Linked DNA regions of Mus musculus: all the other regions are linked to region 1. A link is a loop called in an ENCODE intact Hi-C map of the cell type or tissue named here. Cell type or tissue: left cerebral cortex. All regions are shown on one strand. Links, peaks and the distances in the headings refer to the core of each region. The heading gives the core; the rest is flanking DNA.

What was found. Peaks named below come from ENCODE experiments on the same cell type or tissue, not always from the same donor. Only the 100,000 strongest peaks of a DNase experiment are listed, where the experiment ranks them.
Region 2: it touches region 1 in a loop (8-fold over the local background); 8 of 42 quality-filtered maps call a loop at or near these places.
Region 3: a loop joins it to region 1, with 9 times the contacts of the local background. A loop is called at or near these places in 3 of 42 quality-filtered maps.

Annotation. Positions count from the first base shown.
Region 1 is chr2:155,070,117-155,079,853 of GRCm38, forward strand. Ahcy (S-adenosylhomocysteine hydrolase) reads right to left here and starts at 4,381. Exons shown (of 10, transcript NM_016661.3): 1 at 4,249-4,381. The coding sequence starts at 4,276. Gm39966 (a long non-coding RNA gene) reads right to left here and starts at 4,058. Exons shown (of 2, transcript XR_866885.2): 1 at 3,834-4,058; 2 at 928-3,590. It overlaps Gm45609 (a long non-coding RNA gene), which reads left to right and starts at 4,396. Exons shown (of 3, transcript XR_001783519.2): 1 at 4,396-9,737. In left cerebral cortex, for the core only: no CTCF peak of the experiment used is centred there; DNase peaks (open chromatin) are centred at 4,120, 4,326 and 4,861; H3K4me3 peaks cover 1,791 bases; H3K27ac peaks cover 1,615 bases.
Region 2 is chr2:155,128,132-155,137,868 of GRCm38, forward strand. Itch (itchy, E3 ubiquitin protein ligase) reads left to right here and starts at 5,350. Exons shown (of 25, transcript NM_008395.3): 1 at 5,350-5,454. In left cerebral cortex, for the core only: a CTCF peak has its summit at 5,291; DNase peaks (open chromatin) are centred at 5,352 and 5,955; H3K4me3 peaks cover 1,663 bases; H3K27ac peaks cover 1,276 bases.
Region 3 is chr2:155,270,995-155,280,731 of GRCm38, forward strand. Map1lc3a (microtubule-associated protein 1 light chain 3 alpha) reads left to right here and starts at 5,370. Exons shown (of 4, transcript NM_025735.3): 1 at 5,370-5,652; 2 at 5,964-6,019; 3 at 6,104-6,210; 4 at 6,481-7,079. The coding sequence starts at 5,613. The coding sequence ends at 6,643. Pigu (phosphatidylinositol glycan anchor biosynthesis, class U) reads right to left here. Exons shown (of 12, transcript NM_001004721.1): 12 at 7,258-7,655. The coding sequence ends at 7,542. In left cerebral cortex, for the core only: a CTCF peak has its summit at 5,712; DNase peaks (open chromatin) are centred at 5,383, 6,067 and 6,823; H3K4me3 peaks cover 2,144 bases; H3K27ac peaks cover 1,531 bases.

The sequences.
Region 1 (9,737 bases), core at 3,015-5,514:
GTCCTAAGTTGAACCTCCAGCACTACAAACAGTTCCCAAGGTCAACACTCCACCCCTACGGAAGGGTTCACTCGAGTTACACAAACACAGCTCCTTCAACACACACACACACACACACACACACACACACACACACACACACACACACACCACTTCCCCAGGACATCAACAATGACAGCTCCTTCAGAAATCTGAACTTCAAATAACCACCTCTGGCCATGTCCCTTCTCCCTATAGATTCCCAACTCCAAACCGTTGAATTTAGTCAATTTCTAGTGTTCCTTATCATTCCCCCTTCACGATCTCCACTGTCCATCTGAGGCTCTCTAAGACTGAGACCTGGCTAGGCAAAGCTCCCACTTAAAGCTAGGGTGAGTGGCTTCATGCCCGTAACCCCAGCACTAGGGAAGCTGAGTTACAAAGCCTGCCATGATTTTGAGGTCATTCTAAGCTTCACAGAGACCTAGTCTCAAAAACAACCAACCACAAAACCCCACAAAGTTCCCACCTAGTTAGAGCCAGCCCTCCACTGTACCTAAGCCACTGAACCAGGTAGGAGACCGACAGCCACAGGAAGACACCTTGCTTACTACGAATGGGGACCCTGAGGTAAACTGGTGCATCCCAGCAATCCTACATTTTCCCAGTAGGTTTGCTTCCCTTCTCCTCTCCCTAAACATCTTTCCCCATCCATGTTCCCTTGATAACATGACGTCACAAATCACTAAGGGTTCAGAATCATTCACTTCCCATTCACAAACTCCATCTGTGGCTAACTAGACATTCTTGTCTGTTGCAAAAGATGAGCTGTCCCTGGTTCCCCACCATGTCTCACCCCTTCAGATCTTACCATTGCATTGATCACCTAGGTACCCAGGAGCAGGGGCCCCACTAAGGACTCCCTCACTTCTGAAATGTTTTCCTTCCTTGGCATCCGATTCTCTCTTGTGCTTTCCCTCCTACCTTCCTGGCTGCTCCTCATCTGGCAAACTCTAGGAACCCTCAGGGATCCATAGTAGCTCTTATCCAATGCTCGGCATTTAGCCAAATGGCTGTGAATACCTTCCCTGTGCAGATGACGCCCACGTATTTACCGCCAGTGCAAACTTCTCCCAGGAATTTGAGACTCACAATCCAACGGCTGACTCAGCACCTCTAGACTTATGTCCAATTATTACCATCAAGTACGAGCCCTCCAGACTCCTTGGCCTAACACCCTCAATCTTCCCATTTTAGGAAATGAAACCACCATTCAACCAACCACTCCGACCAAAACCTTGTAAAATTTCTCGTTCCCATTTTTTGCCTCTGTCCCATTTTTCTTTTTGCTGGGTTCTTTTATTTTTGAGACAGGGCCTATCATATAGCTTCGGTTGTCCTGAAACTCACTATGTAGACCAAGCTAGCTGCAAACTCAAAAGATAACTGCCTCCCACTGCCTCCTGAGGACTGAGGTTAAAGTTGTGGGTCATCATACCCCCACCTCCATCAGCAAGGTTTTGACTGAGCATCTCACGCTCGTCTAAAGCACTAGTTCTCAACTGGGCCAACAAAGCAGCTTCATGGTCCCCTTTGTTCTCACATAGCAAGTTCTTGGTTATAGTCCAGTGGGAAACTTTTTAAAAGTTTAAAATCCTAACCCTTACCTGGGCTTCAGGCCCCACTCCTGTCTACCAACTGTTTCTATCTCCACTTTATTCTCCTCACTATCTGCTCAGACACACGGATCTCTCCCCCATCGCAGGAATTTAACACAGCCAGTTAACCTGGAAGGTTCATGCCAAGTACCAGGTCCAGTATATGCTCCAACACATCTGAAAATTGAGGGGCTTAACAGATGGCTTAATGGTGAAGAGGACTGGCTGTTCCAGGGTTTAATTCCTAGCAGCTCATGGAGACTCACGACCGTCTACAACTCCAGTTCCAGAGACCCAACACTTTCTTCTGGCCCCTGTCCACATCACATGCACGTGGTGCATAGACCTACACGCAGGCAAAACACCCAGACACATATAACAAAATGAGAAGGAAAAAAAAAAAACCTAAAAATCGGTGGACTGACTCAAACAGGGGTTTTAAAATAAATCAGGACTTTACTGTCAGTGAGGTAGGTCACCTACAGAGGTTCAAAGGTGGTGTTATTTGATGACCAGATTTCTCTTTAGAAAAGATTCTACTGGCCAACTGTAGCAACATGTGCCTATAAACAGTGCTGTGGAGGCTAAAGGAAGATGGAATTCAAGACCAGCTGAGGCTCAAAAAGCAGGAAAACAAAATGGGAGCAAGGAGATCACAGACCTGTGAGGAGAGATGAGACTGGGGACTGGTAGCCATGGAGAGAAAAGTGGCAGATCTCCTCACATAAAACTAACACTATACCATACGGGCCTATCTGTCTCAGCCGTGTGCCTGGGTCTCAATACCTCCAGTGACCAGCAGGCCCTGGCACAGAGGAGTCAGAAAATGTCTACCGGCCATACCAGCTGCAAAAAAAATAAATAAGCAAAAATTCATGAAGAGATGGTACAGGACAAGGAAAAAGAAAAAGAAATAATGAATGAAATAGAGGGGAAAAAGGAAGGAGGGGGCTGGAAAGATGGCTTGGTGGTTAAGAGCTCTCTGGCTGCTCTTCTAGAGGGCCTGAGTTCAAGCCCCTGCACCCACATGGTAACTGACTACTGCCCATAACGCCAGACGGAACTGTGGAACCCTTTCTAAACCCACTTCTTCAAAATAAGGAGAATCAACTTGAACCTGAGCCCAAGGATCATAGGAAATGCCAAACGAGTAAGGTCTAGCATACAGCATACCCTACTTGATGGGCAAATCATGCCTCCACCCTTACACAGGCAAGAACCCAGCCTTATCTTCATCCATACAATCTGTGGTCCCCCCCTCCCAATCTTCATCCATACAATCTGTGGTCCCCCCCCCTCCCAATCCCTCCCTACACAGTATGTCGAGCCTCCATTCTAGCTCTTCCGCCAAGACAACACTGACTTAAACCTCTCTGGGCTTCAGTCTTAGCATCTACCCAGTGGAGACAATAAACTGCCCTGCTGGCTGATTAACTATCTTAATAAGAATTTGCAAAGCCACTTCCCTAGGTTCCTGTGTAATGGGATAGCATTCATCTCCCTTTGAGGACCCTTTCCAATTTAATAGAGTATTGAAATTATTTTAAAAGCTAACCAGCCTGAATTGCTTTGTTTTTCTGTTTGTTTGGTTTGTAGTTTTGTTTTGATAGGGTCTCCCCATCTTGTCCAGGTTGGTCTGGAATTCACTGTATGCCCAGGCTGACCTCTGAAATGAGCTGATCGATTCCTTGGCCTCAGTAGTGATAGCAGGGCTGGGATTACAAGCTTGTGTCACTAGGCACAGTTTGAATTGGATTGTGTTGAAATTCCATTAGGGTTGTTTCAAGTGTATTGCCTTGTATACAGACAGCAGTGGAAGAGATGAGCTTAGAGGTCATGATGTCCTGAGTCCAAATTCTAACCAGCTGCTTTCCAGTTACAAGATTCTGGGAAAATGCCCTTTATACCTCTGGATATTCATTGTAAACATAAAACCGTTCCTTCCATGGAGAGCTACAATAATAAGACGGGTTAGTCTAGAATAATGCTATAAGGCAGTGCCCATCCCACTGTAAACGCTCAAGTTAAGGTGTGTTTACTCAGACAGCTTTCTATAATCGGGACAAAACGAACAGTAATTTCTAACCACTCCAAATTTTCTAGACATCCACTAGATATCCCAGAGATTGAGCAGATGGGACCCTAAGTTCCCGTTGCACCGAGACTAGCCGTTTCCAGGCCTCTCCTCATTAGCACCTAGAACACTGATGCTCTCTCCGGCCCTGCTCAAGGCCCAGAAGACGGTGGGCCCTTGCTAGGGGCCACCCAAGCCGCCAAACGCCAGGGCCAGGGTCTGGGCCTCTAGGGCCGCTTCCCAATGGCCAGTCTCTCCGACAGGAGCACGCTGCCCGACCAAAGATCACAGCCCGCGCTGCCGCTCTGGGCGCCTACCGCGGGGCACGCCGGGACTTGTAGTCCGCGGCCGTTTCCCACTCCTGGCTCTCGGCGGCGTGTGGACTCCAATCCCCGGGCACCTGCGCGGCCAGGCCAGCGATTCTAGGGGTCCCGGGGCGCCCCGAAGCCGCCACCTAAACAAGACGCAGGTCGGTACTGACAACAAACCCAGGACGGGAGCCGAGTCGCCACGGAGGACTGAACCCTTGGGACTCACCGACTTTGTAGGGCAGTTTATCAGACATGCTGGCGGCGCTTCCGCTAGGACTGATGAACTCAGTGAAGGGGGCCGGGCGGCGCGGGGCAGGGATCTACGCCTGGCGCCGGCGTCTTTAAATATCTTCTTATTTGAATATTCATGAACCTGCTGGGGGCTGAAACTTAGGGGCGGAGCCTAGCTCGAGGCGTTGAGCGGAGCGGGAGCAAGGCTGATCTCTGCCTCAAAAATCATAAATTTTGTGCACTGTGGCCTTTGGACCCCTGGCACTCGACTAGGAGGGAGCGTGGAGAGAGGCGGTTCTTCTCCCATCCGTCCAGCCAGTGAATCAGAGGTCAAAACAAGGCAGAATTCTTAGACTCTAGCCAATTTACTAACCTGAGCCTTAACTGCTTCAATTGTAAAACTCTTGCAAGATCAAAGTAAAGAGCTGGGCCTAGTGGTATGTGCCTGTGAATCCCCACTCTGGAGACAGTGTCTGAAATCTCCCGCTCTGGAGCCAGAGCCAGGAGATTTGTCACAAATTCGAGGCCAGTCTGCTCTATCGCTAATTAGTTCCAGGCCAACCGAGGCTACAGAGTGAGGCCCTATCTCAAAAACAAAGAAAGAAAAATCACCGGTTGCAATTGTGTCACTCTCTCCTCCCTCTGTTTGCCTTTCCTTGCTCGCCCCCACCCCCTCCTCAACACCTTCTCATTCGGTAGTCTTTCTTGGTGATTCACAGGCTGCTCACATGGAAATGACTGCGGAGCTATCCGCAGGAGCATAGATAACTCACCAATGACTATACACCTGAAGAGTATGACTTCTCTCTCAGCGGCTCTCAGCGGCTAGCTTTCAGGAAGGAAACCAGGCCCCATGTTGTGTGCATATACCATCTCTGGGGAGTTCAGTTGGCCCCTTTGTAAAAAGTTGGCCTCCGTTGGACTTATCTGTCTCCTCATGGAGTAACAAGGAGGGTCACAAGACCTTCTCCTGGGTGTCCAGCTGCACCCTACCTCCTGTTATATGCAATTCTGCCTAAACTGAACATGACCTCAGGGAAGGACTAGAGTATGTAGTCAGGGAAGTAGGTTCCAGCTACCCGTCTACTGGCGAGGCCCTCATCCCTGCTGGTTGAGGTGTGGTCTCCAGCTGTGGTCTTTGGGGAAAAGCATCATTCATACCCCTATCTGGTAAGTACCCCCTGACCTGTGTATGCGTTGTCAGGAAGCTCACTGACCTCACCGGTTCCCCCAGAAGGATCTTCCGCAGAATCATACCTCAGTTTATTTGGGAGGAGGTGTAGATTTTGCTTCTGTCTCCTAGGAGGGAATTTTAGCAATGTCCCGGGACACCTCCCCCATCCATGACTGAATGTTGCTGGGGATCCAGTGTTGTGCAGGTCCTGGGCAAATAGCTGCAGTTGTGAGTTCTGATTGCAACGGCCATGCCGTGTGGGTCCACAACCCTCCTCCCCTCCATCCAGTTCTTACGTTCTTTCTGCTCCTCCTCCTATGGTGTTCCCCTGAGCTTTGAAAGGGCGTGATATGATCTGAGACAGTCACACTCAGCACCTCGACCAGCCATGGTCATTTGCATTACCTGTCATTTGCTACAAAAGGAGATTTTTCTGACCAAAACTGAGGACTGTGCCACTCTGTGACTATAAACAAATATTTAGGAGACAACATTTAACTCAACAGTAGTAGGCTCCTCCTGAAGACCTACCGTTTCCCCAGCTATGCATCTTTGACTAGACTCACAGTAACAAGTATAAACTCCCTCCTCTCTCTATCTTTTGTCTGTCTATCTGTCTGTTTGTTTCAGCCTATAGACCAGGATGTAACTCTCAGCTACTGCCCCAGCACTGTGAGTGCATCATACTCTGGAAATATCCCCACCATGCCCCACCACGATGATAATAGACTAATCCTATGAAACTGTAAGCAAGCCCACAATCAAATTCTTTCTTTTAAGAAACAGAGGAGTAAATTCAGTGGGAGGTGGAAAGAGACTGGGAGGGAAGGAGGGAGGGAAATTGTGGTTGGAAGGAAGGAAGGAAGGAAGGAAGGAAGGAAGGAAATGATGTATTTATTTTTAAAAAATCTTAATTTTACAAGAGTTGCTTTGGTTATAGTACCTCTTCATAGCAACAGAACAGTAACTAAGAAGTGTCTAATTCTGGTGGACAACCAATAACAGTGGCAACAACCTGTGTTATTTTAGGAGCCTCTGGAGCCTGCCTGGACAATAATTCATAGGAAAGTATCACATAACAGGCTGTCCTGGTCAGGTTTTTGTTTTTTTTTTTTTTTTTTTGGTTGGTTGGTTGGTTTTGGTCTTGTCAGTTTGACACAGGGTAGAATCGTCTTGGAAAGAGGGACCTGAAGTGAGTCAATGCCTCCTCCATTCATATTGCCTATAGGCAGGCCTGTGGAGGCATTTTCTTTCTTAATGATTGACATGGGAGGACCAAGCCATCTTGAGTGGTGCCACCCTGAGTACTTATTCTGAGGAGTGTAAGAGAGCAGGCTGAGCAAGCCTGTAAGCAGCAGCTACCCATGGCTTCTGCTTCAGCTCCTGCTTCCAGGTCCCGGCCCTGACTTCCCCTCAGGGATGCATATCTGGAAGTGTAAGCTGAAGCAAACTCTTCCTTGCTCAGGTTGCTTTTGGACTTGGTGTTTATCACCGCAACAGAAAGCAAACTAGGGGGCTGGTGAGATGGCTCAGTGGGTTAGAGCACCCGACTGCTCTTCCGAAGGTCTGGAGTTCAAATCCCAGAAACCACATGGTGGCTCACAACCATCTGTAACAAGATCTGACCCCCTCTTCTGGACTGTCTGAAGACAGCTACAATGTACTTACATATAATAAATAAATAAATAAATCTTAAAAAAAAAAAAGAAAGAAAGCAAACTAGGACACTCTGCCCCTGCCCCCTCTATCCTCTTCCCCACTCCCCACCCATCCTTGTAAACCGTTGTAATCTCAGACGGAGACTGTGTGAATAAAACACAACCTAAAGATGCAATCTCCACTGTGCTCACTGGCCTCCATTGTGACAGCTATCACAAACTCCAGTGTTCCAATTACAAAACCATGAACCAAAATTGATCAATCTCTCTCTTGCACACACTCACACACACACACACACACACACACACACACACACACACACACACACGAATGCACGCATATAGATATACACAAGAATGCACACACATCTATGTGCACACATATGCACACACCATCACTCTTGCTTCTGTTTCTCTCTTCTCTGTCCTCTCCCTTTCTTTTCTCTCTTCAGTCCCCCATCTCTCCTGTCACTGTGTAATCCAGACTGGCCTTGAACTCATTATGTAACCCTTTCCCACCTCCAACTTGAAATCCTCCTGCCTCAGCTTCTCAAGTACTGAGATTACAGGCTTGGGCCACCATGCCCAGCTAACCCTTTCTCCTGTTAAGTTGATTGAAGTATTTTGTTATAGTTATAGAAAGTTGTCTAACACAGAAGTGGTCCCTCTTCTTCTATTTTGTAAAAGAGACTATACAGAACTCCTATTAACTCTTTTAAAATACTTTTATTTGTATTAATATTATGTATGTGCCTGTGTGAGTTATATGTACCATGTGTGTACAGGTGCCTTTGGAGGCCAGAGGGGATCCGACCCTTGGAATTACAGGCAATTGTGATGCACCTGATGCAAATGAACCTGGAGATCAAACCTGGTTCCTCCTTTGAACCAGAACAAAGACCAGTATAGCAGAATAATGCACCTTAAGGTGCAGTAGTGCCACAGATACCTTGGCAATAAGCAACAGCTCTCAAACTGGACTTACAACCCACTCAATAAGTGGGAAATCATGCCTGCTACTAGAAACCTAGCCAACTGCCCAAGGCTAGGGACGTCATAGATCATGGAGAAGAATCTCCACCACTCTATTGAACTAGCGTAATCCCCGACTACATTCTAAATATTTATCAGTGTAGTTCTCTTCCCTCATTGAGGAAACTTCTCTTTCTAGATGGCAGATTACATTACAGAAAACTAGAACTGATCAGAATGCAGACATGTAGAGAGCCCAGTCCCAACTGTACATCTACAACCAACACAACCCCTGATCCTAAGACTCGGGGAGTGTGGAAGAGGAAGAGGGGGAAAGATTTTGTGAGCCAGAGAAACAAAAAAGTTTGATGTGAGAATGTGTGTCCTGGAACTGTCGGAGCAGCTACACCCATGAGATCACACAAACATGCATGCCTACATATGTCCTGAACAGGAATAATACCGGGAGAGTTGCTAACGTGGAAGAGAGAAGCTCACCAAGTCCTCAACACTCGAAAGAACTAGAAGCAGCTAAGGAAGACAGAGAGTAGGAGAAACACCCTTTCCAGGAGAGAAAGCACCAACTGCTGATCCAGTATCAGACAGTCAGCCCTGGAAATATATACGCACAAGTAACATTATATGGGCCTGGTAGGTTCTGTTTATGTATTTAGGAATATAGATAGGTGGGTAGATAGATATCTTTGCAAATTTCCGCAAACTCCTAGGTAATTTTCCTGTCTCTACTGCTCGCTTTGCAAAGATGAGCAGAAACAAAAGACATCCTGACCTGAAGGTAGAAGAGGAGAACCCAGCCCTGGAAGTTGTCCTCTGACTTCCACATGTGCAGTGTAGTATATGTATGCTGGCACTCACACACTTACCACACACACACACAACCCATACCACACACACACACACCACACCATGTGAGTGCACACAATAATAAATTCATGATGGCTTCTTTTTTGACCTGTGAGCTATTTAGCCACGTGTTGCTTTGAAAGGTTCAGACATTTTCCTGTTACTGTTTTGTCATTAATTTCTAGCTTGATTCCATTGTCGTTAGAGAACACATTCTGTATAACTTTAATTCTTTCTAATTTGTAAGAGATTTGAGGTTTGACTCATGTGATGGTTAGTGTCGACTTTTAACCTGAAAACTCTTAAAACCAGTTCAGAGATGGTTCTCTGAGCCTGCCTGTGAGGGATTAATCTGGATTAGGTAGGTTGGTGTTGATGTGGGGAGACCCATTTTAGTTGGACCATTCCCAGCAGGAGACCCTGGACCTCTCTAAGATGAAGATAGGGAGCTGAATGTTAGCATGCATGCATGCATGCATGCATCCATTGGGCTTTTCTCATTGTGGATGTGACAGCTGGTGTAAGTTCCTGCTGCCTTGAGTTTCTCTCTGGGAGGGAAACTGTACTGTGAATAATGAGCTAAAATGAAGCCTTACGTTTCCTTGGTAAGGATTTTTTGTATCACAACAAGAAACAAAGGAAGACAACCCCCAGGATGTGGTCAAACTTTGTGGGCGTCTTCAAGCACCTGAAACAAATAAATGTATAGTCTGTTGCTGTTTCATGAGTCAGCTAGAAATCAATCAAGTGCTGCTGGCTGAGGGCAACGCTGAATTCTATACCTCTGCTTAGTCATTCTTCCAAATGATGAGAGGC
Region 2 (9,737 bases), core at 4,026-6,525, 59 kb after region 1:
TCACGGGAAAAGCAGAGTACAAGTAGTCATAAAATACCCTTGGCTCATGCGCAGATTATTTGTTTACCACTTAAAACACAGGATGTCAACGCCATCTTGTGACGGCGAATGTGGGGGCGGCTCCCAACAAGTGTTCTGTAGGGAAAGCCAGGAAGGGACAGGTGGCAAGTGGGCCAGTGGAGTCTTTCTGAACTCCTTTCAGTTCTGAAAGGGATTTTCTTCTTTCCCTTCCTCCTCTTCTTCCTCCTCTTCCTCCCTTCCCCCTCCCTCTTTGTCCTCTTCTTCCTCATCTTCCCCTTATTCCCCCTCTTCCTCCTCCTCCTCCCCCTTCATCTTTTTCCTCCTTTTACCTGTCCTCCTTACCGCCCCCCCCTTTCCTTTTATCCCTCTTATGTTCTCTCAGACAGGGTCTTATTCTCCTCAAGTTTCATCAAACTATGTAGCTGAGGGTGACCTTAAGCTCTTCATCCTCCTGCTTCTGTCTTCAAAGTTCAGTTATAAGACGCATGTAGCCCCATGCATACTTGGGCACCCCCTTGCCTTTCTTCCTTCCTTCCTTCCTTCCTTCCTTCCTTCCTTCCTTCCTTCCTTCCTTCTTTTCTTTCTTTCTGTTGTGTCTGTTGTGTGTGTTCTGTTGTGATCACAACCTGGGTTTTAGCCTGGAAAGGCATTTTGGAAACCTGGAAGAGAAGAGGAGCTGGGCTGCGCGAGATAAGGAAGGAACCAAGACAAAGCTCTCTGTTCAAGGTTTAATTTTTACTATTTTGTCTTTCTCTCTCTCTCTCTCTCTCTCTCTCTCTCTCTCTCTCTCTCTCTCTCTCTCTCTCTTTCTTTTTTGGTTTTTTGAGACAGGGTTTCTCTGTGCAGCCCTGGCTGTCCTGGAACTCACTCTGTAGACCAGGCTGGCCTCGAACTCAGAAATCCACCTGCCTCTGCCTCCCGAGTGCTGGGATTAAAGGCGTGCGCCACCACACCCGGCTTCCTTGCCTTTCTTATAACCAGATCCTCCAGCCTTCGAGCTTTTGCTGTAGCAAGGGATGGTTCTTTCCTGCCATACTAGGCAGATGGAAAATGAAAGTGGTTTGAGGTTTTATTAACCACTGTTTCTATATTTTAATTCTTTCAGTCAAGCCAAGATTAGAGTGAGTTCTGAGTCAAGGAACCTGAGAGCCAGAATCACAGAGCATGAAAGAATGAGGAAATGGCCTGACTGTGATTTGCTGCCTTGACCAACAAAGGCTTCTTGGAGAACAAGCAAGTACCTATTTCAGATCTGCCTGAATCCTCACCAGATCCTGAAAGGTGGACTTGTAACCATTCTGAAAGGAATGAAGACAGCAAAAGAGACCCTTGTATGCCTCCCTTCAGCTATCAAACTATTGGGACAGGGGAACCCAAGAAATTAGAATCTTTCCAGGAGTCTCATTCACGTGTAGGGAAAGGCCAGGGCCCTGGAGCCAGGCAGAGGAGAACTTGGCTCCCACAAATATTTCACATAGTTCCGACAACTTACCAGGCTACCTTCCAAGAGAAACTGGAGCCCAGACAATGATTGTGAACAAGACCTCACTTTAACCATGAGTGCTTAGTTATGTATACCTTTTGCCCTCCATTTGAACCTAATCTTCATGACAGGGCTCTAAAGTTGGACCCGAGGGGCTCACTGGACCTCTGTTGTTCTCACCATGTTCATATTGCAGCAAATCTCCTTTGTTTGCTTGTCGAGGTTATTTTCTCTTTGGTTGGTTTTTTGGAGGGCTAGATGGGCTAGCCTCGCTTCTGGGCTGAGCCTCACATCTCTGTTCCAGGATCTACTACTTTCATATTGGTGATTTGGTTGTTGAGGCTCAGATGACTGTAAGACTTTGTAACCTTGGCTTGGCACTTGCGTGTTTCCCTGGGCTGGGTTGCTTTTCATTCCCCTCCCTTTGCTGGGTATTCTAAATTCTTATTCTAGATTCTCAAGAAAAAATTTCAACTTAGGTGATTAAGGTGTTAATTGTTAAGTCGTCTTAGTTTAGATTTAGAACCCTGACCTTCATATAATATCGGAATGTGTACAGCCATTCCATGTCCTTGGATTCGGGGCATCAGATAACACAAAACACGTAAGTTGGTATGATGTTGAGCTTGGAGAGAGGTAATATGTTTGTTACTTGTTCTAGGTTTGCCCATCACCATCCTCACCCTCCAGTGTTTTCTTTTTTGGGGGGTGGGGTTTCGAGACAGAGTTTCTCTGTATAGCCCTGGCTGTCCTGGAATTCACTTTGTAGACCAGGCTGGCCTTGAACTCAGAAATCTGCCTGCCTCTGCCTCCTGAGGGCTGGGATTAAAGGCGTGCACCACCACGTCCGGCTTCAGTGTTTTCATTTCTTATAAAAGCCCTTCATTGGGCTGGAGAGATAGCTTATTAGTAGGTAGAGTGCTTACTGCACAAATATAAAGTTGTGATTACCAGTATCCATGTCAAAAGCTGGGCTTGGTGACACATACCTGTGATCCCAGTACTGGAAAGTGGGAAAGAGGAGGACCCCTGGAGTGTGCCGGCCAGCCAGTCTAGCTGAATTGGTGACCTCCTGGCTTAGTAAGCCACTCTATCTCAGAAAATAGTGATTGAAGAAGACACTTAGATTCTACCTCTGCCCTCTGAAATCCCTCAACCCCAGAGACAAAAACACACAGAGACACACAAATACACACACAAACACATACACTGAGCCACACAGATATACAGATAAACGCACACGCACATACACACAAACTTTGTGACCTCAAGTTTCCTGAGATGAACCTTGGAGGCACTGGGCTCCACCTCCTCAGGATGTCAGTCTCTGAATAAACGTGGTTTCCTTCTCATCATTTTCCTCTAGAAAAGGGCTGACATTCAGTGACAAGCAGTTGGACATTGGTTCAGTAACAGTGAGTTGTTGGGAGAAGGACTGAATTTTAAAAATCCATATTTCTCTGAAGTCCACATTGTTAATTCTTGCTAGTTCCTGCCTTGCAGGTCAGAGATGATTCCCCCATTGACACTGGCAGAAGGCTAAGGCAGTATATAGTTCAGTAGGTCACAAAATGTGATTCCTGGGTGTCAGCATCACTGGGAAAATGCCCATTCTTGGCTTCATCTAGAACTTTCTAAACTTCTAGGGGTTAGGTCCATCTTAGGGACATAGCACATGTATAGTATATACAAATCCAACATTAAATCCCCAGAACAATAATTTTTTAAAAAGATTTTCTTGGGAGAAGTTTGGAGTATAGCTTTTAACTTTCATCACGTTAGTTTTACCTACTATCATAGAAGTTTTCAATTGAGCTGGGCAGTGGTGGCGCACGCCTTTAGTGCCAGCACTTGGGAGGTAGAAACAGGCGGATTTCTGAATTCGAGAGGCCAGCCTGGTCTATAAAGTGAGTTCCAGGACATCCAGGGCTTCACAGAGAAACCCTGTCTCAAAAAAACCAAAACCAAAACAAACCCAAAAAAGGAGAAGTTTTAAATTATGGGGCTTGGCCAACCAATCTACAAACCTGACTACTTGGGTTCCACCCCTGCCTGATACCTGGATCCCACAGTGGGAGCCGAGAACCAGTTCCTAGAAGTTGTCCTCTGACCTCCACACTTATAAAAATAAATAAAATAGAAATGCAAAACCCATGTAGGCAAGCTGAGTGTGGTAATTCATGCTTGTAATCTCATTACTGGGAAGGTTGAGCGTGAAGCATCCTGAGCATGAGGCCAGTCTGAGTTAGTTAGTGAGAATTTGTCCCCTAAATAAAGAAAAAACTGTAGATAAAGATTATCTGGAACTAGATGACTTGGCTTGGAACCTTGGTTTCTGTGTTAGTGATCTTGGGCCAATTAATAATTTCCTTTATATTCAGTTGTTTTCTGTACAAAATAATAAAGTAACAAAATATATTTATAATATTTGTTAAAATATCTTATAGTATGCCCAGTGACAAGAATCATCTGGGATGCTAGTTTAAAAAACAAAACAAAACGAAACAAGAAACCAACCCAGATTCTCCTAGAGCACACCACTCTCTCAATATTGGGGATAAAATCTTGGGCCTCATCAATGCTATGTAAGTATCTACTAGTGAGTTACATCTTGAGCCAACTCTTACAGCTTAATCCCTAATGTGGCAAACATTGGCTGGAAGTGCAGAAGAACTTTTAAATACTTAAACACACCAAACCAAAACTAAAAAACAAAAACAAAATCCCAAAAACCCAAACCCAGGGTTTCACCACGTAACCTCGGTTGGTCTAGAACTCTCAAGATATTTGGACATGGCTAGCCTTGAACCCACAGAGATCCATTTGTCTCTGTCTTCTAATGGAACCTGAAGCTTGCTGTGTGGTCTAGGGCGTTGACTAGGGAGCTCCTATGTCTGCCCACCACTGTTAGGGGTCCGTTGGTGCCAGCTTTTATATGAATGCTGGGGTTTCAAACATCCTTGTGCTTGCATGGCAAGAGCCTTTACCCACTGAACCATCCTCCCAACTCAGAATCTTTTTTGTTTAATAAACTCAGCACATAATTCATAATATGGTAGTTTCAAAGGTATTTCGAAAAGTTTAAGTGACTTTCTAGATAGTTTCCTTACGAGGAAACAGGATAAACAATAATAGCAAAGTTTGCTAATTATCACGTGCCTCTATTATTACCACTGCACAGCCTATTAATTCGGTAGGATTAGATGTGTTTTGCCTGGGTTAAGAAGTTTAATTTAAGCATCTGAAAAGGTAACCAATGGCATCTTTCACATAGTTTTGTTGTAAACGTTTAGAAGTATGCTTTTCAGTTTTTATAACTCATGCCGCCTTGGCGCTGTCAAGCTGTCACCCTCCTAAGAACTTCCTGTCAAAAGGTGGAGAAAGGAGAATTTGAACCCAAACAGTGTAACTCCAGAAGGATAGAACCGGCACAGTGCTTCATAAATTGTGATTCCTGCTGTTAGGAGTATCAGGAGAGAACTTGATAAAAATGCAGATTATAAAGCAACCCCTATTCCATCCCAGATCTACTGAGTCAGAAACTGGCGGTGGAGCTCAGCAGTCTGTTTTTAAAAGCTGTTCAAGTGATTCTGAGACACGCTAGCATTTGGTAACAGTCTTTAGAGGTCCTGGCGGGGAAGAAGGGGTCAAAAGGAAGGAACGAAAGAAGAAAGGAAAGAAGGGAGAAAGGAAAGGAGAAAGGAAGGAAGAAAAGAAAAAAGCCTTGGAGATGTAGAGAGCAAGGCTTAGTGTCCACTTCACCTGGAGGTGAGGAAAAATGATTTAGGAGGCTGGCGCGCAAGGCCTGCTGGGGCCTGTAGTCCGGACTGCGCCGAGGAGGCCGCGCCTGCGCACTAGGTGTGAAGTAGCTCTAGTCGCTGTAGTCGGGGCTCGGGACCGGCTGCCATCTTAGCGGAGGGACTGAGGAGTCGTCGCCGCCCCGAGTCCCGGTAAACACGCGCAGGCAGACTGGGGTCATTTCTGTGGCTTGGAGGGAGTTTGGATGAAAAGGCATGGGGAATGCGAAGGGTAGAGGAGTGTGGCGCTCGAGTCTGGACCTAGAGCCGGGGCTGCTCTTCCCGCAGCCGGTGTCCGTGGGGGGCGCCCGGAGAGCCGGCTGGTGGCCCGAGCCGAGTGGCGGGTGGGTCAGCAGGTCGAGCCGAACTGCTAGTGCTTGGCCTAGGCGTCCGGAGCCTGTAGGCCCGCGAGCCCCAAGTTGGGAGAGAGCCGAGCCGCGGCGGACGTGGGCAGGGTCCAGCCCCGCGCCCCGCTGCCGCGCCCGGGGGTTCCTCTCCCGCGGCCCGGCCTACGCGCGGGGCCCGGTGGCAGCGGCCCGCCCGCGCGACGTGGCCCTTTGAGGGGCGGCGGCCGGGCCCACCTGCCACCTGGCAGGCTCCCCCCGAGACTTTTCCAAGCTCCCACTCGCAGAGGACCTTCCCCAGTGACTGCTTCCCCTTCTGTCTTGTACTTCCCTCCTCCCTCCATTGTCCCCACTCATGGTGGTCCCGGCCCAGGCCGGCGCCACCGACTTTTGCAGACGTGGAGCTGTCACAGCCCTTTCTACCGAGAGCGTACTTTTCTTGAGCAAAGAAAAAAGTAGAGGTGAGCGCATTTGAAAGGTGGAAGCCCAATGAGGGCAGGACTTTTAAATAGAAGACTTGAGTTTTGAGACATAGTTCCCGGCTGCAACTTCAAGAGAGAAAAAAAATATATAAGGGTCAGTGCACCCGAAGTAGGCATTGGGCCTAAAGTTAGAGATGTGACCAGGTGACTTGCAAAGTACCCCAAATTCACAGTTCCCCACTCGCTTGTTTTCTTGGCTGTGTTAGAATCCTAATCCTGTTGAGACTTCTGTTCCTCTTTAAGCTGCAGTGAACTTGTTCTAAAGGGGGCAGTGGGGAGAAGAGGGAGGTTTTCTTCTTCACAGTTGACAGAACACCATCTAGCCACCCATCATCATTCTCTTAAGTGGGTGGTTCTCCTGTATCCTTATCTTAAGAAAGTAGGTAAAGGCTGTGTATGTTCACTCCCAGGATTGGCAGAGGGCTTGGTTCTCATCTGAAATAAAGTCTTTTGGGGGCAAGTTTGAGATTCAGCCTTGTGTATCACAGGGTTACCTAAGGCTTAATTTTGCAGGTTTAAAAAAGATTGAAATTTTCTTTTGAACAGTGAATATACTTTGTATGTGTGAGTTCAGGAATTCAAACTTCAGATGTCAACAAGGATATATATACTATGAATCCAAAAGCAAGTGCCTAATACTTTTTACTGTATTCTAGAGTAAATTCTACATTCTTTAAAACAAACAAACAAACAAACAAAACAACAACAAAGATTTACTTAAGAGACAGACTGATCCATGGTCCCAAGGTTTGGCCATTAGTGTAATTACAAGAGCTTTTAATTTTTTTGTTTTTGTTTTGAGACATGATTTGCTCTGTATCGCTGACTGGACTAGAACACACTGTGTGTAAACCTAGGCTGGCATCAAACGTCATTCTGTCTTCCTGCCTCTCCCTCCCAAGTGCTGGGATTATAGGTGCTTAACCAACAGAGTGGGCTCGGGAGAAGTTTTGAGATTTGTTTATTTGTGTGTGTGTATGTGTGCATGCGCACACCATGACTTGAGTTGGAAGTCAAGAGTGTTTCCTCTTTCCTGTGTGTTCTAGGGTTCACACTCAGGTCATCAGGCTTGCATAGCAAGTGACTTTCCTTGCTGAGCTATTTTGCTGGACCAGGAGAGATTTTTGAAAGTAGAGTTTTCAGCTCAGTTGGTAGAGTGCTTGTTTACCACACACAAGGCCCAAGTTTATTTAGCTCTCAGAAGCATTGGGAGGTGAGGCCGCCTGAAGTACTTGAGACCCTTTTTAAAAAAGTAGATGCTCTCAGGTCTCAGTTTTGAGATAGAATAGTGGGTCTGGATTGGCTTCTATAACTTTACTTACAGATGGGCTGTAGGTAGTTGGGATGGTTTTGGGAACACTGAGGCAAATCATAGTATGGTTATAACAAAGACAGCACAAAAAGCTTTGAGATGGGGGAGGAAGTGGAAGTGGCCTGTGTGGGATTGTTGAGGGAAGTGGCAAGACCTATGTATGAAGGTCAACATGGTTAGTTCCAGGCCATCACAGCTACCTAGTGGGTCCTGGCTCAAAAAAGGGTTAGTCTATGGACCCGAGGTTCTAGAGCAGTGGTTCTCAAGCTGGGTTTTGGCCCCTTTGGCAAGCCTCTAGCTCCAAAAATATTTACATTGTAATTCATAACAGTAGCAAAATTACAATTATGAAGAAGCAGCAAAAAATAATGTTATGGTTGGAGCTGGTAAGCCCCATGAGGGACTGTACAGCATGAGGAACTGTATTAAAGGGTCACAGCCTTAGGAGGGTTGAGAAGCAGTGGGTTAGAGGATGAGTAGGAATGGGGCAGAGGTGAAGAAAGGGAAGGAAATACCTTACTACCTCGAGGCGTGTGTCAGTTAGGAAGGTGGGAGAAAAGGAGCGCAGGGTGTGGGATGCAGGGGCCTCAGGACCAGGAGGGCAAAAGGACCTGTTCTGGAAAAGCTCTGCGTACAGTGCTAATGCTCGTGAATTTGATGTCGTGAGAGATCAAGGCTTGGGGAAAGGAAGTGGTCTAAGTTGGTGTTTATTTAAAAAAAAAATGGCTCTGATGATAAAAGTGAAAGGGCCAGAGTGACTGTGGCAGAAGTGTCCCTTGTAAGTGACAGGCTGGCCTTGGCTGGGTGTTTCATTTGGCTGAAATAATAAAGTTGCTGTGTCTGTTTTAGGGCTAGTCTGATTGAAGGCTACCTTTTCTCTTAGGATGTGTTCATTAGCATCTTTGAGAAATTAGAATCAGATTAGATGCAATTTGGAAGAGAACTTGAGTTTTGGACTATAATTGATTATTATCAGCACATCAAGCCATGCTTTGTCAATGTGTTTTCCAGTCACAGAGACTTGGTGCTTGAGCTTTATATTTGGAAGAGACTGTCTGTTTTACAGTAGCAAGTATGTTTTAGGTTGTAGGTCAGCTTTGATTGGAAATAACTTCTGGAAGTACTGTTAGTGAGGATTCTGGCCATTGTGGCTTGTGCCTCTAATCCCAGCACTCAGGAATCTGAGTCAGAAGGATTGACAGCCTGGACTACATAGCGAACTCCAGGCCAGTCTGCTTCAATGTGAGGACCCTGTCCCCCTCCCCAAAAGTTGGTTCTGATTATGTTAGTTCACTGGGGAAGTACGTTATGACTGATGTGGTATCTCTAGTGAACAGTTATCTAGTAGGCAGTGTGTGTGTGTGTGTGCATGCACATGCCACGTATACACATATATACGACTTATACTATTCTTACACTGGCCCAATCTCTTAGCTTTCTGTTTTTGTTTTTGACGACAGGGTCTCAGTATACAAACCGGGCTGGTTTTGAATTCACAGAGATCCATCTGCCTGGCTTACATAGATAGATAGATAGATAGATAGATAGATAGATAGATAGATAGATAGATAGATAGTTAGTTCCAGGCCAGCCAGATACACACAATGAGATCTTGTTTCTAAAGGAGAAGAAGGAAGGAGAAGGAGAAGAGAAAAAGTAGAATTTTACCTAAACCTAGGTAAGAGTCAGAGCTAGACTAGAACCGAACGTTACAATTCTGTATTCTTCAGATTCCACAGTGAGTGGATGCTGCTACAAGCATCCGTGTCAGATGAGAAAAAACAAAGACTGCTTCTAGCCTATGGCTGTTTATTGTTTAGATAAGAGTTTAATGAAGCATTTAGCCTAGGTGTAAGCTTAGTTTATCCCTTTTGACTCAGGAAATTGAGTTGGTACTAATAGGAAGCTGCCGTCTGTCAGGTCTCTTTTCTTTCTTGTGCTTTACCTCTCATAGTTTGGGGGTTGGATCCATTGTAAGAACTAAGGCAAAAGTATTTAAGTTTGTTTTTTCTTGTTATATTTATAGTGCCTAGCCAAATTATGGGTTCATAATAAGCATTCAGTAAAGACATGCTAATTTTTATACTGTAAATGATACTGGTTTGGGGTCAATATAAATCAGTAAGGGACTCAGAGAATAGAATTGTAGCCTTCCATGCTTGAGAGGTTTGCCCTCGTCTGCAAATATTATTAGGTTGTAACTATTCTTCTGAATAACAACACTAGTCAGAAGCTGTCTGGGACCTGTCCTCTAGTCTGATAGTCAGTGCTGTTGGAAAGCAGCTGCCAGTTTAAGCT
Region 3 (9,737 bases), core at 4,621-7,120, 200 kb after region 1:
ATGGTCAATGACAAGGAGAGGTGACACAGTAGACACCAAGAGAGAAGGCCACTCATTCAAAGTCTATTTACTTAGCACCAACCACAGACCACATCTTGTCTATATGCTGGAACAGAGCAGGAACCAAGCAGGAAAACCCCCCTGGGAATAGAATCTGTAGCTGGGTGATGAGCCTACCTAGCACAAGGAAGACTCTGGGTTCATCCTGAGCAGTGCAGTAACAGGAAGACTAAGTAAACAGCCTTGCCATTCATTACAGAGCTTGCATTTTAGTTGAAAAGAATGGAAAAATAAAAAATTAAAACAGCATAGCACACTAAATTAATTCTTTGGATGCTTTTTTAGTTCGGGAATCTCAGGTAGCCCAGGCTAACATCAAATTTGTTAGATATAAAATAATAACCTTGAACTGCTGATCCTCCTTGCCTCTCAAGTGACAGGAAGAAAGACATGAGCCACTAGTGTACTGCATTTAAAATCCTAGCCAGGCAACGTCTTAACAAAGTGAATGTGCACCCTGCCCTACAACTCAGCAACTCCATTCAGTATTTGTCCAATTGAAAAATAAATAAGATGGTGGGCTGGTGAGATAGCTCAGAGGTTAGAGGTCCTGCGTTCAATTCCCAGCAACCACATGGTGGCTCACAGCCATCTGTAGTGGGATCTGATGCCCTCTTCTGGCCTGCAAGCATTCATGCAGACAGAGCACTGTATATATATATATAATAAATAAATACATCTTCCCTCCCCCCCCCCCCCAAAAAAAAAAACAGGGTTTCTCTGTGTAGCCTTGGCTGTCCTGGAACTCACTCTGAAGACCAGGCTGGCCTCGAACTCAGAAATCCACCTGCCTCTGCCTCCCAAGTGCTGGGATTAAAGGCGTGCACCACCACTGCCTGGCTAAATAAATACATCTTTTAAAAAAATTTAAAAAAAGAAAAGAAAAAAGAAAAAGAAGATGGCAGTGCAACAAGAATCTACACAAAGGAAATGCACCAAGTTATGGTGAAATAAAGAACTGATCTACAGGAGCCGGAGACAGAGCTCAGCAGTTATGAGCACTAACCAGTCTCCATTTCCAGCATCCACATGGTGGCTCACAACCATCTCCAACTCCAGTTTCAGGAGCCCCAATGCCCTCTGCTGGCCTTGTGGGCAACAGGCATGCAAGTGGTACACAGACATGCGTGCAGGCAAAACAGCCACACACCATAGGAGTAAACGAGCCATTAGCACATTAAACTTAAAATCCTAGTCAGGCAATGTCTTAACAAAGTGAACGCACACCTTGCCCCACAACTCAGCAATTCCAGTCAGTATTTGCCTATACCTCTCAAGAGACAGGAATAAAGACACGGGCCGTTAGCATACGCATAAAATTTTAAATTAAAAATATAGAAAGTATCTGAGCCTTGTGTGGTGACGCATGCCTGCAATCCATACAGGCAGATAAACCACAAAACCTTTTGAGTTAAGCCTGGCATGGTAACCCATGCTTTTAAACTTGGCACTTAGGAGGCAGAGGTGGGTGGATCTCTCTGTGATAGTGGTGGCTCAAGCCCAGGGGGTAGAGGTGGAGCTAAAGTCACCTCTGTCGGATTACAGAAATAGCTCAGAAGTCTGAGCAACAGGATTTGAAGATGTGCCACGGGAGCAAACAGGAATGAATGACTGAAGTTTGGAGTACATTTTGGGTGGTGTTAAGTTTGTTCTGGGTAAGTCAAATTTAAGGCATCCATAAGACATTTCACTTCCCAAGCTTGAGGCCAAGCTATTGAATTCTGGGTAGATGGGGTGGCCCAGGGACCAAGGGTTTAAGAGGACAAAGGGAAGCAGCACACTGGTGTCAGGTAGATGACAAGAGACAGGTGTAACCACTTCCCCCAAGGCCACAGCCGACCCGGTTCTTCCAGCTCCCTGACTGGCTGCGAGAACACTCAATCTCCTGTGACACTGCTTATGAGGCTGTCCACTCTGAGACATAGCTCTGTACCAAGGGCAAATTGGGGCCCTCAGGGCAAGTATGTCAAAAACCAAACAACGCTGCGGTATGCTGTGCCATGCAAGCTAAAGCTGCCCTCACAATGCTGCACAACTGAGGAGCAGCCAGGGACCAGGGCACACCTGTGACTACACCTTTAGTCCTTGTCAGTTCTAATGAAGTTTGCCGATGTCGGCTCCCTATTTGACTGTAAGAGTCTATTATGTTATAACAAGATATTTAAGTGAGTCCTATGTATTGAGACAGGATTTGGGTCTGTAGACCAGGTTAGCCTTGAAGTCACAGGATCCTCTGATCTTAGTCTCCAGAGTTCTGGGATTACTGTTGTGTCACCATGCTCAGCCTACCAAAAGCATTTTTCTTATTTTGAGATAAGGGCTCCTATTAACCAGACTGACCTTGAATTTCAATCCTCCCCCTGCCTCTACCTCCCAAATGCTAGGATTATAGGCATTCACCGCAACAGCCAGCTCAGCCTTTCATAAACTCAGAATAGAGAAGTTCAAAATGATCTCTTCCTAGAGAATAATTTCATCACTTAGAAGGGACTCTCCTTTTTTTTTGTTGTTGTTGTTTTTTGAGACAGGGTTTCTCTGAGTAGCCCTGGCTGTCCTGGAACTCACTCTGTAGACCAGGCTGGCCTCCAACTCAGAAATCCGCCTGTCTCTGCCTCCCAAGTGCTGGGATTAAAGGTGTGCGCCACCACCTTGAAGGGACTCTCTTGATCCTTTAATGACGCGTGACCTTAGCCTTACAGTCTATTTTGTGTGAATTTTCCATGAGCGTCTTCTTTTGGTTTTCTCGGTACACATCTGGTACTTTTTTTGTTTTGTTTTTTAAACATTTACTTGTAAGGTTTGTATTTACAAGTCTGAGGGTCAGAGAGCAATCTGCAGAAACTGGCTCTCTCCTTTCACCACACAGTTGTCAGGAATGAACTCGCACCTAGAGTCATCTCACTGGCCTACATTTTACGTTTTTATTAACTTTTTACTTACAACACAAAGACATGGGTCTCACTTTGCCATTTTACACATATATGATACATTGTTCCTCTGTGGCCTCTTGTAAACACTATGGCCTTCCTTCTTCTTACTTTTCTTGGCGAGTCCTAAAATTTGGGATGACAGGCATGTGCCACCATGTCCAATCTATGTGAAGCTGAGATCAAACCTAGGGTGTCCTGCATGGGAGGCATGTACTCTACCCACTGAGCCGCACCCCAAGGATGTGGCGTTTTTATAGGTGAGTACGAGACTCCTCCAGGTCTGTGCTATTTACCTTCCTATTTACGTTCCTACATGATCCGCTTCTGGCTCCCATGGTTCAGAGCCCTTCACTACCCACCCTTTCAGTATTTAAAACCATATTTTACATTTCTATTCTCTCTCTCTTTTTTAAAGGATTTACTTATTTATTTATTTTGTATATGTGAGTACCCTGTAGCTGTCTTCAGACACACCATAAGAGGGCATCCGATCTTATTCCTGATGGTTGCGAGTCACCATGTGGTTGCTGGGATTTGAACTCAGGACCTCTAGAAGAGGAGTCAGTGCTCTTAACCCCTGAGCCATCTCTCCAGCCCCATTTCTATTCTCTTAATGATCTTTCCTGCTGTGTCTTTTTTTTTTTTTTTTTTACATTTATCTATTTGCTGTGTGGAAGTTGTTCTTCTACCACCATAGACAGAAAATATTTTAATATTTAAAATATTAAAAAAAATTCTTCTCGGATTCAGTAGAGAGATGTCCTGAGACAGATTTAGTAATCCTGTCACTTGCTGAAAGGGAAGCCAGAACATTGCAGAAACCTCAAAACAAAGGCTAATCCTTGCACTAACAGATTTTCTTGTAGGGGAAGGTGTCTAAGGTTAGTGAAGGCACTAAATAGGACTTAAGGTCATAATTTAGGGAAGTAATCCTACCGCCCCACCCTAATTTGGGGCTGCCACATACCAGGCATTGAGCTGCCTGGAGAAGGTAGAGATGGGATATAAGGCCTGGTTGAATCCCTTTGTAGGTGGAGCCTCTAGGATCTAACATATTCCGAAAATTGAACCCACATCCTCATGCTTGCGGGCAAGCACCCTACCTGACCAAGCAGACAATAATATCTTTCCAAACAAATCCAGCTCCCTAAGACATTTAAAAAGCAAAACAAAACCCAAAACACAAGGTCTCACTATCTAGACCAGGCTGGCCTTGAACTCAAGAGACCATCCCGTCTCTGCCCACAGAGCTGGGGTTAAGGAGGCACCGCCACCCAGCCTCTTTAAGGCAATCTCAGCTGAATTCTTGTTACCTTAGCAGCTTGTTTTTGTACCAATCACTACCATTTCTGTCCATAAGCAGTTGTTTAGAATTACTCAAGCGTGCATCTGTTAACTTGGTTCCCATCAAATTTCTTCCCTTTGAGCTGTATGTTTCTGAAGTACAAACTAACTTTTTTTTTCAAACAATGGTCCTTTGTAAATTCTTTTGTTTTATCTTTTTTCTTCCTTACTTCAACTCTAGCCCATCCTCCTGCCTCAAACTCCCATAGAGCTAGGACTACAAATGAGAGCCAGCTACATCTGGCATTGATTCTGGCTTTCAATCGATTTTTAAAGTTCTTCAAGGGGCCGCCTCTCCGTGTCCGTCCAGTCCCTCTATCCCCTCCACCTCCCGCAAAACCTGAGATACTGAACTTAAGCCTTCCATCTGCTAGGCAAGTATCCTACCCTGACCCTCGGTAACATTCCCAGACCATACTTCTTTCTATCCTACCAAGGGGCTCTACCTGTAAAATCTGACTTCGCGTGTTGTCAGTTCCGAATGTTCTCCATCTCATGGTTAACCACTTCTGATATAGCCCCCCCATTCAGCGATTCTCTCCTGCTTTATCTAAACCACCTATTAACCAACCTCACTCTGGAAATCTATGCTTTCTATGGTTGTTCCAGAATTCTTTGAAAGCCTGGGTGGGGGGTCTGGAGCAATGGTTCGACAATTAAGAGCCCTTGCTATTATTTCAGAGGACCTAAGCTTGATTCCCAGCAGTGCGATTAACTCCAGCCTAAGGAAATCCGATGCTATGTTCTGCATCCGCGGGCATACACTTACAGACACATTAAAAATTTTAAAACTCTGGGTGTTCCATCCTCTCCCCGCTCCACCTTCCTTCTCGAATGCTAAACTCGATGAAGGTGCGGTGAACTACTCCGCAGCGTCGAGAGACTGGATGGAGGCGACAAATGCCTGGCTTCTGAGTCTGTGGCGCCAAAGAGAGGAGCTTGCCATCGTGACGTCACAGAACTGTGACGCGCCCTGGAGCTCCGCCTCCTTACGACCTGCGCCGGGAATCCGGGCTGTCTGCGCCGTGGCGTCACAGGTCCAGGCAGGCGGGTTTTCCGTCGGCCCAATGGGAGCGGCGCGCCGGCCTCCCCTTTAAGGAATGTTGTGACCTGACGTCACCCAGGCGAGTTACCTCCCGCAGCCGCCACCGCCAGGCTCAGCGCGAGCCCCGCAGCCCTTGAGCTCGAGCCCCGGAGCCCCCGGCGCGCCGAACCGCAGACGCATCTCTGAGCCGCGCACCCCGGAGCCCCGGCTGCGCGCCCCGCCGGGCCCGCGCGATGCCCTCCGACCGGCCTTTCAAGCAGCGGCGCAGCTTCGGTGAGGCCCTGGGGGGCGAACTGCCATCGGGGATCGAGGGATGGGGGTGCCAGTCGACCCCGATTGCCGCAGGTGACGTCAGCCCCATGACGTCAGGCACCGGCCGGCCGGACCCCGGGTGGAGAGGCCGCAAGGCCTGGCAGGGTCGCCCGCCTCCCTACCGCGTCCCCCCGGTGGAGGGCTGCGGGGCCGACGGCCCCGGGGGCGGGCGCTGGGGCGGGGCGGGCCGGGAGCCGCCCCTCGGGGATCAGCGAGGCGGAGTCGCGGGAGGCCTCAGCACCGCTGGGCCTCACACAGAGCTCTGTCCGCAGCCGACCGCTGTAAGGAGGTGCAGCAGATCCGCGACCAGCACCCCAGTAAGATCCCGGTGAGTCTCTAGCACCCCCCAGCCACGCCCTGCCCTGCCAGGTCCCGCCCTTGGCTTACGAGTCCCCCGCCCACTCCACTCCAGGTGATCATCGAGCGCTACAAGGGTGAGAAGCAGCTGCCTGTCCTGGATAAGACCAAGTTTCTGGTCCCAGACCATGTTAACATGAGCGAGTTGGTCAAGATCATCCGGTGCGTGGGCAGCCTCCTACAGGCCTTGGGTGGGGCAGGGTCAGGTTCCACAAGAAGGGATGGAGTGGGGCGAGGGGACTGATTTGGGACACCGGGCCCCTGTTCTAGGAGGCTGGAAAAGACCAAGGTCGGGGTTGGGACGAGCTTCAGTAGAGGTGAGAGCCTCTGGCTGAGATGGACCGAAAGTGAAGGTTCAGTAACATTTTGGGAGGGTCACCTAGGCCTCCAGCAGGCAGCCTCCTCACCTGGCATGCCTGCCTGCCTCCACAGGCGCCGCCTGCAACTCAACCCCACGCAGGCCTTCTTCCTGCTGGTCAACCAGCACAGCATGGTGAGCGTCTCCACACCCATCGCTGACATCTATGAACAGGAGAAGGATGAAGACGGATTCCTCTACATGGTCTACGCCTCCCAAGAAACCTTCGGCTTCTGAGTCAAGAGGAGGGGAGGGGGGTGGCTGGGAGTTCTGGTCAGGTTCTCCCCAGGGAGGTCCTGGCTCCTAAACTAAGCTATTTCAGTCCCCAGTGGATTAGGCAGAGATGTGACACCCACTCCCCCCCCCAGGTAGGGGCCACCAGCCAGCCTACCACATCCTGGGTAGGTCCTGGGCCAGTCATGTTCGGGTTGCTCTTTTGGGTGCTGGCTGGGTTGGGAGTGGGTGGGGAGCAGCATCCCTGCTCTGTGGGGTTTGTCATTTTGTTAGGCCCTTGCCTGTCTGCCCATCTTGCCCCTCATCCACCTGAGGCTTTGCCTCCTGCCAGGACCTGCCCCACCCCTGAAAGGCTGGCTCCCCTTGTCCTGACTCGGTGTATGGATCTGTGGTCATTTCCTCTGCAGAAAGAATAAAGACTGCTCAGGCCTGCCTGGCCCTTTGCCTCCAGCTGCTTGTTTGGGAGCAGGGAGGGCTGCTAGGTGACTGTGTTCACACACAGAGACAGACGCGTGTTCCCAGAAACCCACTCCTTAGTACAGGATAGCACGTAGTATTAGGGGGCCAAGCTCACTCCACTCCAGGAATACATGTCATCAGAACAACAATGAAAAAAAAAAGATCCACACATTTATTAAGTAGTCACAACCTATAAAGCCCTGCTCACCGGCTGCTTCCTTTCTGTGCACAGTCACAAAGTGGGGGTCCAAGTGGGGTGCTCCTAGCTTCTCCCCATGGGCCTTGTTGCCAGCTATGAGTCCCCTTTGGTGCCAGAGATTTGTGACCCTGGACTTGAACTTCTTCTGCCTGAGGACGCGCCTGCTGGCAACTCTGGATGAGGGACCTGGCCCAGCTTCTGGCCCTTCCCCCTCTTGTCCATGCAGCGCTGTGCCAGCCAGGGCTACTTGAGCACAAGCATGGCCTCAGTGCCGTCCTTGGCAGTCAAGTAGAGGCCGTGTGTGAGGTAATACTCCCGCCGCAGGAAGGCATAGAAGTAGTCAGAGATGAGCAGGATCTGGCAAGGAAAGAGAGTGTGAGAAGCCACAAGGCACCTTACTGAATGCTACCCTTTGCCAGGTTAGACAGGCAGGTTAGTGCCTGCCTGGCATCTCCCAATCTATAATTCTGCCTAGGGACCTCCTTCCCTCTTGGCACGCTCCTGGCCCTGAACGATCTTACCGGTCATCTGGCAGCTGTTTGTATCCTGCCTTCTGTTCCCTTTTCCTGCTTTATACTTTCATACGTGAGAGTCCAGACCCGTGTTCTTACAGTGGTGCGTGCACCTTGCCGCTGCCCACAGGCACTCCCCATCTAGCCTTCCCTAGAGAAACCATCTATCCAGGAACTCAGAACACAAAATTGCCCATTTCTCCCATAACAGGCAGCCCAGGAACTCTACCTTGGAAACAGTTTGTCAGGTGATGGTGGTACAAACCTTTAATCCCAGCACTTGGAAGACAGAAGCAGGCAGATCTCAGTCTCACAAGATCCGACTGCCTCTGTCTCCCGAGCACTGGGACTGAAGAAGGCATGTACCACCACTATCAAGCTACTGCCAACATTACTCACCTGTTAAAAAAGTTATTTCTGGATGTGACTGGTAGGATTTTCCTTCCTATGACCTGGCCAGCTCATCACCGCGATGAGTTGTGAATTCTGATTCTGCATGTGCCCCTCACCCACCCCGACACAGGGTCTGGGTGAGGAGACCTCAGGGTTCAAGGTCACTATCTACTGCCTGAGCCAGGCTGACCAACAGCTGCCTGGTCACTTGCTGATATGCTACAGGGCCCTGTGTCCTTTTGTGGGTGGGCTCTTGGGACGTCACACATTTAAGGGTGTATATCCAAGTCCAGCCTTCCAGGTATGGCTCTGGTCCAACTAATTGAATGCCTCCAGCCTCAGTTTCCCTATTTGTAAATAGGCCATTAGCCCTCCAGTGAGAGAATGGCAGGAATGAGTCCAGAGACTATCTGATTTTGGCCCCTCCAAGGTCTTCTTAGCTGCTCTCCTATCTTCAGAAAAGTATACAGCTGCCCAGGACAGGACTGGAAGACCTACATCTTTGGTTTAGGTCAACCTCTGATCTGTCTCCCTCTCACTAAGTGCCTGCCATGTTCTAGGCCTTAGTCTTCCTGTGTGAACTAAGAGGTGGTTGGTGCTAGTCCTCTTGGAGCCTATAAACTTTTGAGAACTGGTATGTCCAATACTGTGCCTGCCCTCCTTTGGTAAGGCAGGGCACTCCCCTGCCAGCTTCAGTTACTCCAGTCTTAGGCATGTTGGGCTGAATAGGGTTGTGGACTTTGGGGTCAAGTGTGCAAATAGACGAACCCTGTTCCTCTCTGGGACTCTATTTAGGGTGACAGCAAACTGAGATTGTTGGCTCCTTTGATTCTGTGGTCAGACTGAGTTGGGGCAGGTAAATGCCACAGTGGCAGAAGCACTCAGGATCATCCTTAGCAGAAGCGACATTCCCACCAAGTGCCACACAGTTGAATGGGAAGTTACAGTTGGAATGAGTTTGTCATCAGAGAGGTTAAGGGGTCAGGACCTAATCTGGAGAAAGTGAGCCTACTGCAGATGAAGGGGAGTTAGGTACCGACTAGGGGGAAATGTTCCAGGCAGTGGGAACACCAGAGATCCTGTGGTGAGAGGGGCAGTGCGGGGAGATGATGTAATGGATGGCAGGACCAGGTGCAGGGTCACAGAGCTCAGAAGAGTCTGAAGCCTGAGAAGCTTTTGGGAGAACTCAGGTCAAGTAGTAACATGATCAGATTTGTGGTTTGAAAAGTTCCCCCTGGCACAGGAGAGGGTTTGAAAGCAGGGGGCCCTGGGAAATGTCTGAAGTGGTTACAGGGATGGGTAACACTTGCAATAGCAGCAAGTATTCTTAACTGCTGAGCCATTTCTCCAGAACCCCGGGGATTCTTGAAAAACAAAAAGCACAAGTGTCAATCTCAGAACAAACATCAGACTAACCTCACTGAGCGAGGGGACCTGCCTAGTGTTCCATAAGCCTTTCAAAGTTATGAGAAATAAAGACGACACAGAGCAGAGGACACTGGGAGACACGACCAAGTATAACATGGTTCTGTAG